Linked DNA regions of Homo sapiens: region 1 is linked to region 2. Evidence: read pairs that join two places in POLR2A ChIA-PET (ENCODE). Cell type or tissue: HCT116. All regions are shown on one strand. Region 1 overlaps COQ4 (coenzyme Q4). Region 2 has its middle 32 kb from the start of NAIF1.

Region 1 (4,000 bases), 290 kb after region 2:
CTCTACTAAAAATACAAAAATTAGCTAGGTGTGATGGTGTGCGCCTGTAATCCCAGCTACTCGGGAGGCTGAGGCAGGAGAATTGATTGAACCCGGGAGGCACAGGTTGCAGTGAGCTGAGATCACACCACTGCACTCCAGCCTGGGCGACAGAGTGAGACTCTGTCTCCAACAAAACAAAACAAAAAAATTCATATAAAAATACAGGTAAAATGTTTCAAGTAATTAGAATATTCTGGCACTGGTCCATGCGTGTTGGCTCATGCCTGTAATCCTAATACTTTGGGGGGCTGAAGTGGGCGGATCACTTGAGCCCAGGAGTTTGAGACCAGCCTGGACAACATGGTGAAACCCTGTCTCTGCAAAAAATGCAAAAATTAGCCAAGTGTGGTGGTGTATACCCATAGTCCCAGCTACCTGGGAGGGAGTTTGAGGTAGGAGGATCAGTTGAGCCCAGGAGGTCGAGGGCGGTGAGCCGTAATCACACCACTACACTCCAGCTTGGACAACAGAGCAAGACTCTGTCTCAAAAATAAAAAAAAGTATACCAGCACTATTGTCAGCAGTTGGGATACAGTGGACAAAACCAGCAAAAAGCCTGCCTTTGTGGAACTTACATTCTAGCAGCTATGAAGAGAACAAGTTAGTGTGATAGAAGACAGCTTTGGTATTGGGAAGGGTACAGCCACTTCTGACTGGGTGGTCAGGGCCGGCTCCTCTGAGGAGACTTGGAAGGTAAGGAGGAGCCAACCCTGTGGAGAGCTGAGGAGGAGCATTCTGAGTAGAGGGAATGGCAAGGGCAAAGGCCCCTTGTGTTTAGGAAAAGGAAGGTTGACCAGTGTGGCCGCAGAGGAGGGAGTAGCAGGGAGACAGTGAGTGGGCTGGAAGGGGAGCCAGGGCTGCGCCCTGTAGGCCACCAGAAGGAGGAGTCTGTATTTTGTAATAGGAGCAGTAGGAAACTTGTGGAAGGTTTTGAGCAGGACAGTAAAGTGACCTGATTTGTAAAGGACCTTAGGATCCAGTTGGCCCATCTTCCCTGTCCCTGTCCCATCTTCCCTCCCTCCTGCAACACAGATACATCCCATCAAGGCACCCCTGCCAAATGGCGAGCCAGTCTGGCTGATGGAGGTGAGGGGTCTCCAAAGGTTGCCCTAGAACAGTTTCTCAAGCCGGGCATGTTAATGTTTAGGCTGGATCACTCTTTGTTGTGGGGGCGGTCCTGAGCCTGGTAGGATGTTTAGTGGCATCCCTGGCTTCTACCCACTGGATGCCAGGAGCACCCCCCCGTCAAGTTGTGACAACCACAGATGTCTCCAGAGATTACAGATGTTCCCTGGTGGGCAGTTGAGAACCACTGCTCTGAATGGTTATTGTCCCCGAGACGATGTTCTGTTCCTCACAGTCTCCTGCACAGCTACCTTGACGGGGCGATCACCTGCACTATTTTAAACCATCTCTCTCAGATTTCACCAGGATGCAAGTCATTTCATCAGTGGGAAACTCACCAGGGTGACCTGCCTCAAGTGCTACACAGGGAGGGACAGTCTGAATTTCCCCCAGTCTTTAGCCCTGTCGCTGTGGAGGGGAGGGGGTAGCAGGGACAGGACTGCTAGGACACCTTGCTCAGCCACAGCCCCACTTGTAACCGCGCTGGCGATTGTGACACTTGTAGAGCAAGGAAATCAGCAGCTCATGGAATGTGAAGGAGCACCTTTGTCCCCAGAGAGATTTAGATAAAGGTTCAAGGTGAGGCTACCCTCCCCTCCCTGAGGCTGATTTTGGTGAGAGGTGTGGTCATCTTGTAGTATCAAGACTACAGGCATGGGCTTGAGAATTAGGAGGAGCCTGAGTGAGAATCCTGGCTCTCTTCCCAGCTTTACAAGCCTGGACAAATCCTTTGACCTCGCTGAGTCTCAGGTTCCTCATCAGAAGTAAGAGGACCTCCCATATATCTTCCAGGGCACTTATCGGCCTTGGTAATGGATATTAAGGCCACTGGCTTTGGAATCCAGCAGACTTTGTTTCAAATGCTGACTCGGCCACTTTACTAGCTGTGTGATCTTGGGCAAATTACTTTATCTCTCTGAGCCTTGTTTTCCTTATTTTTATTTATTTATTTATTTTTTTGAGTCTCGCTCTGTCACCCAGGCTGGAGGGCAGTGGCACAATCTTGGCTCACTGCAACCTCCACCTCCTGGCAATTCTCCTGCCTCAGCCTCCTGAGTAGCTGGGACTACAGGCGCACGCCACCAGGCCTGGCTATTTTTTGTATTTTTAGTATAGGCGGGATTTCATCATATTGGCCAGGCTGGTCTCAAACTCCTGACCTCAAGTGATCCGCTGGCCTTGGCCTCCCAAAGTGTTGGGATTACAGGCATGAGCCACCACGCCCGGCCCTTGTTTTCCTTATCTATATCTGCAGTAATAACAGTATTTACCTCCAAGATTGCAAGGATGAAAGGATAATATATGTAAAAGACACCCTAGGTGCCGGCACCTGGTGGATACTCTATGATCACCTTCAGCTTCACACAGCAGGCTAAGGCCATTCTTTGGGAACAGGAAGACCAGGCTGTTCCCACTGTGTATGGGTGCTGCTGAGTACTCAGAGGCAGTGGGCAGTTAAGAGGAGAAGAGTTCTGGGATCAGAAAAGTGCCCAGGACTGGCCTTTTATTCATATGTTCAAGAGGTGTTCATTCATCCAGGCCCTGGATCAGGCTACTGGAGGTAAAAGAATAAGTGAAACAGAGCCAGTCCTGCCCTTGTGTAGCAGACAGGCTGTCTGGATACTGTCCATAAAAATAAAATGTGATCGGCTGGGCACGGTGGCTCACAACTGTAATCCCAGCTCTCTGGGAGGCCCAGGCGGGTGGATCACGAAGTCAGGAGTTTGAGACCAGCCTGACCAACATGGTGAAACCCTGTCTCTACTAAAAAAAAAAAAAAAAATTAGCCGGGTGTAGTGGCACGTGCCTGTAATCCTAGCTACTCAGGAAGCTGAGGCAGAAGAATTGCTTGAATCCGGGAGGAGGAGATTGCAGTAAGCCGAGATTGCACCACGGCACTCCAACCTGGGCGACAGAGTGAGACTCCATCTCAAAAAATAAAAATAAAAATAAATAAATAAAATGTGAGCACGTAGGTAATTTTTAATTTTCTGCCAGCTACTTTAATAGCAAAAAGAAATTAATTTTTTTGCTATTAAAATTAAGGTGGAATTTTTTTGTTTGTTTTTTTGAGATAGAGTCTCACTCTGTTGCCCAGGCTGGAGTGCAATGGTGCCATCTCAGCTCACTGCAACCTCTGCCTTCTGGGATCAAGCAATTCTCTTGTCTCAGCCTCCCAAGTAGCTGGGATTACAGGCACCCGCCACCATGCCTGGCTAATTTTTGACCATATTGGTCAGGCTGGCCTTGAGCTCCTCAGGTGATCCGCCCGCCTCGGCCTCCCAAAGTGCTGGGATTGTAACCATGAGTCACCGTGCCTGGCTAGAATTGATTTTAAATATGCATCTTGTTTAGCCCAATATATCCAAAGTATTATTTCAACAAGTAATCAATTTTCTTTTTTTTTTTTTTTTTGAGACGAAGTCTCACTCTGTAGCCCAGGCTGGAGTGCAGTGGCGCGATCTCGGCTCGCTGCAAGCTCCGCCTCCCGGGCTTACGCCATTCTCCTGCCTCAGCCTCCCGAGTAGCTGGGACTACAGGCGCCCGCCGCCACGCCCGGAGAATTTTTTGTATTTTTAGTAGAGACGGAGTTTCACCGTGTTAGCCAGGATGGTCTTGATCTCCTGACCTCATGATCCACCTGCCTCAGCCTCCCAAAGTGCTAGGATTACAGGCGTGAGCCACCGCGCCCGGCCAGTATTTTTAAATCATTGAGAGTTTTACATTTTTTTCATACTAAGCATTTGAAGTCTCGTGTGTATTTTATATGATCAGCACATCTCGCTTGGACAACTTTCTTGGCCACATGTGGCAAGCGGCTGCCATACTGGAC
Region 2 (4,000 bases):
CAAGCGATTCTCCTGCCTCAGCCCCCGAGTAGCTGGATTACAGGTTTGCACCACCACACCTGCCTAATTTTTGTATTTTTAGTAGAGACGAGGTTTCACCATGTTGGCCAGGCTGATCTCAAACTCCTGACCTTAGGTGATTCGCCTGCTCCTAAAGTGCTGGGATTACAGGCATGAGCCACCACGCCCAGCCATTGAACATCTTTTTATGTGTTTATTGGCTATTCATATATCTTCTTTTGTGAAGAAGCTGTTCAAATATTTTACCCATTTTATTTATTTATTTATTTACCTATTCTAAGACAAGGTCTCACTCTGTCACCCAGGGTGGAGTGCAGTGGCATGATGACAGCTCACCACAGCCTCGACTTCCTGGGCAATTCTCCTGCCTTATCCTCCAGAGTAACTAGGACTACAGGGGTGCCACCACACCTGGCTAGTTTTTGTTTGCTTGTTTGTAGAGAGGGTCTTGCTTTGTTGCTTAAGCTGGTCTCAAATTCCTGGGCTCAAGTGATCCTCCCACCTCCGCCTTCCAAAGTGCTGGGATTACAGGCATGCGCTACCACACTTAGCCTGGCTTTAAAAAATCGTGGCCACAGCTGGGCACGGTGGCTCACGCCTGTAATCCTCGCACTTTGGGAGGCCAAGGCGGGCGGATCTCTTGAGGTCAGGCATTTGAAATCAGCCTGGCCAACGTGGTGAAACCCTGTCCCTACTAAAAATAAAAATAAAATAAAATTTAAAAAATTAGCCAGGCGTTGTGGCAGGCACCTGTAATCTCAGCTACTTGGGAGGCTGAGGCAGGAGAATTGCTTGAACCCGGGAGGCAGAGGTTGCAGTAAGCCGAGATTTCGCCACTGGACTCCAGCCTGGGTGACAGAGTGAGACTCTCTCAAAAAAATAAATAAATAAAAAATAAAAAAATCTTGGCTGGGCATGGTGGCTCATGCCTGTAATCCCAGCACTTTGGGAGGCTGAGGCAGGAGGATTACTTGAGGTCAGGAGTTTGAGACCAGCCTAGCCAACACTGTGAAACCTCATCTCTACTGAAAATACAAAAATTAGCCAGGCATGGTGGCAGGTACCTATAATCTCAGCTACTTGGGAGGCTGAGGCAGGAGAATCGCTGGAACCCGGGAAGTTGTGGTGAGCTGAGATCGCGCCACTGCACTCCAGCCTGGGTGATAAATAAATAAATAAATAAATATATTTTTCATGGTTTTAGTAGGAAGATAAATTAGGCATGTATGATTGCCCCCTCATCTTAACAAGGAATTTCTCTCAGCTCATTTTCTTCAGGGGAGAATTCTCTCCCACCCTGCCTTGCACCTGCTTCTGACCCAAGGACATGGCAGAAGGAGCTAGGAGTTCCAGCTTTCACTCCTGGCTCCAACCCCTCAGTTGTATAGCCTTTGGAAAGTCACTTAATCCTTTTGGGCCTCAGTTTCCCCATCTAGGGAATAAGGGAATGTCATGATCTCAGAGGAGGTGGCACAGTCTGATAGGGAGAGGGCTGTCCCAGGGCTCCCAGCTGCCTCTTGGGCAGGGCAGGTCTAGGCTGTCTGGCCCCCTCAGAGCCTTGACTGTCAGGGCCCAGGCTGAGCAGGCTCCCATGACCCCACTGCGTGGCAGGGAGATTAAGGCCAAGAAAGGGAGGGGGCCAGAATCGCACAGCTTGCCCAGGCAGAATGGGCCCCTGCCTTCTGTTCCTGAGCTTTCTCCCTGCACCAGAGCCATCTCCGGGCTAGACAGGCTGGTAGAACCAGCCACGTCCTCTCCCTGGGGTGGAGGAAGAGCCTGCTCCGCACAGGGCCAGAACTTTCCAGCCATCTCCCTCCAGCCTCACCAGTCCCCACCCAGAGCCTGAAACTCAGGGCTGTCTGTGCCCAGGGCTGCACCTGACTTTGGTTATCTAGCACCACCTACAGGATATATTGAGAACAACATGCCACATGGCTTCAAGCCCCAGATTCCAGAAACTGCTGACTGGGAAGACGCCCATTCATGGATCGCACCTGGTATGCCCGGGCCAGAGCTCTGTGCCCTGCATGAGCCTCTGCCCTGATCTGCACCACAGGCCCTTAAGGCAGGAACTACATTATAGTATTGAATCAATATAACACCCTTTCATAAGGGATACAAATGTAGTTGTTAGATAAAAGGTATAACTTCTGTTGTTCACAGCAGAGTAGAGTGACTACAGATAACAATGTATTGTATATTTCAAAGTAGCTAGAAGAGAGGACATAAATTGTTCCCAACACATAGAAATGATAAATACTCAAGGTGATGGATACCCCAAATACCCTGACCTGGTCATTACATACACTACACTTAAAACAAAAGATCACACATACCCCATAAATATGTAAAATATTATGTATCAATTTAAAATACCTTTTTAGGCTGGGCGCGGTGGTTCACACCTGTAATCTCGGCACTTTGGGAGGCTGAGGCAGGCAGATCACTTAAGGTCAGGAGTTCAAGATCAGCCTGGCCAACCTGGTGAAACCCCATCTCTACTAAAAATATAAAATTAGCTGTGTGTGCTGGTGGGGCAGGGGAGGGGGGACAGGCAGCTATTTGGTTTCTTTCTCTTTCTTTTTTTTTTTTGAGACGGGGTCTTGCTCTGTTGCCCAGGCTGGAGTGCAATGGCGCCATCTCGGCTCACTGCAAGCTCCACCTCCTGGGTTCACGCCATTCTCCTGCCTCAGCCTCCTGAGTAGCTGGTACTACAGGCGACCACCACCACGCCCGACTAATTTTTTATATTTTTAGTAGAGACGAGGTTTCACCGTGTTGGCCAGGATGGTCTCGATCTCCTGATCTCATGATCCACCCGGCTCAGCCTCCCAAAGTGCTGGGATTACAGGCGTGAGCCACCGCACCCAGCCAATCCCAGCTACTTGGGAGGCTGAGGCAGGAGAATGGCTTGAACCCAGGAGGCAGAGGTTGCCGTGAGCCAAGATCATGCCATTGCACTGCAGCCTGGGCAACAAGAGCAAAACTCTGTCTCAAAAAAAAAAAAAAACAAAAAACCGTCAGGGCACAGTGGCTCACGCCTGTAATCCCAGCACTTTGGGAGGCTGAGATGGGTGGATCACCTGAGCTCAGGAGATTGAGAACAGCCTGGCCAACATGGTGAAACTCTGTCTCTACTAAAAATACAAAAATTAGCCAGGCATGGTGGCAGGTGCCTATAATTCCAGCTACTCTGGGGGCTGATGCAGGAGAATCGCTTGAACCCAAGAGGCAAAGGTTGCAGTGAGCCAAGATTGCGCCATTGCACTCCAGCCTGGGTGACAAGAGCAAAACTCCGTCTCAAAAAAAACATAAAATAAAAATAAAAAAACTTTTTAGACACAGGGTCTTGCATTGTCTCCCAGTCTGGAGTTCAGTGGCACAATCTTGGCTCACTGCAGCCTCAGACTCTTGGGCTCAAAGGCTCCTCCCACCTCAGCCTCCTGAGTAGCTGGGACTACAGGCATGCACCACCACACCTGACTAATTTTTTTATTTTTATTTTTTATTTTTATTTTTAGATTGAGTCTTGCTCTGTTGCCCAGGCTGGAGTGCAGTGGCATGATCTTGGCACACTGCAACCTCTGTCTCCTGGGTTCAAGCAATTCTCTGCCTCAGCCTCCTGAGTAGCTGGGATTACAGGTGCCCACCATCACGCCCAGCTAATTTTGGTACTTTTAGTAAAGATGGGTTTCACCATCTTGGCCAGGCTGGTCTCGATCTCCTGACCTCGTGATCCACCTGCCTCGGCCTCCCAAAGTGCTGGGATTACAGGCATGAGCCACCATGCCCGGCCTAATTATTGTATTTTTTGTAGAGATAGAGTCTTGTTATGTTGCCCAGGATGGTCTCAAACTCCTGACCTCAAGCAATCCTTCCCCATCAGCCTCCCAAAGTGCTGGGATTACAGGTTTGAGCCACCATGCTCGGCCAAAAAATATTTTTAAAAAACAAACACAGGCCAGGTGCAGTGGCTCAC

What was found. ChIA-PET counts read pairs that join two places held together with the same protein. Peaks named below come from ENCODE experiments on the same cell type or tissue, not always from the same donor. Only the 100,000 strongest peaks of a DNase experiment are listed, where the experiment ranks them.
Region 1: POLR2A ChIA-PET joins it to region 2 with 9 read pairs; 1 of 35 experiments calls an interaction of 5 or more read pairs at or near these places.

What each region holds. Positions count from the first base shown.
Region 1 is chr9:128,327,274-128,331,273 of GRCh38, forward strand. All of the region lies in intron 4 of COQ4 (coenzyme Q4), which reads left to right. Among named protein-coding and RNA genes, the nearest start is that of COQ4, 6.4 kb to the left of the region's middle. In HCT116, no CTCF peak of the experiment used is centred here; a DNase peak (open chromatin) is centred at 1,868; H3K27ac peaks cover 2,072 bases.
Region 2 is chr9:128,033,442-128,037,441 of GRCh38, forward strand. No RefSeq gene overlaps it. Among named protein-coding and RNA genes, the nearest start is that of NAIF1, 32 kb to the right of the region's middle. RefSeq lists an enhancer at 1,696-1,795. In HCT116, a CTCF peak has its summit at 1,928 (motif pointing left); a DNase peak (open chromatin) is centred at 1,900.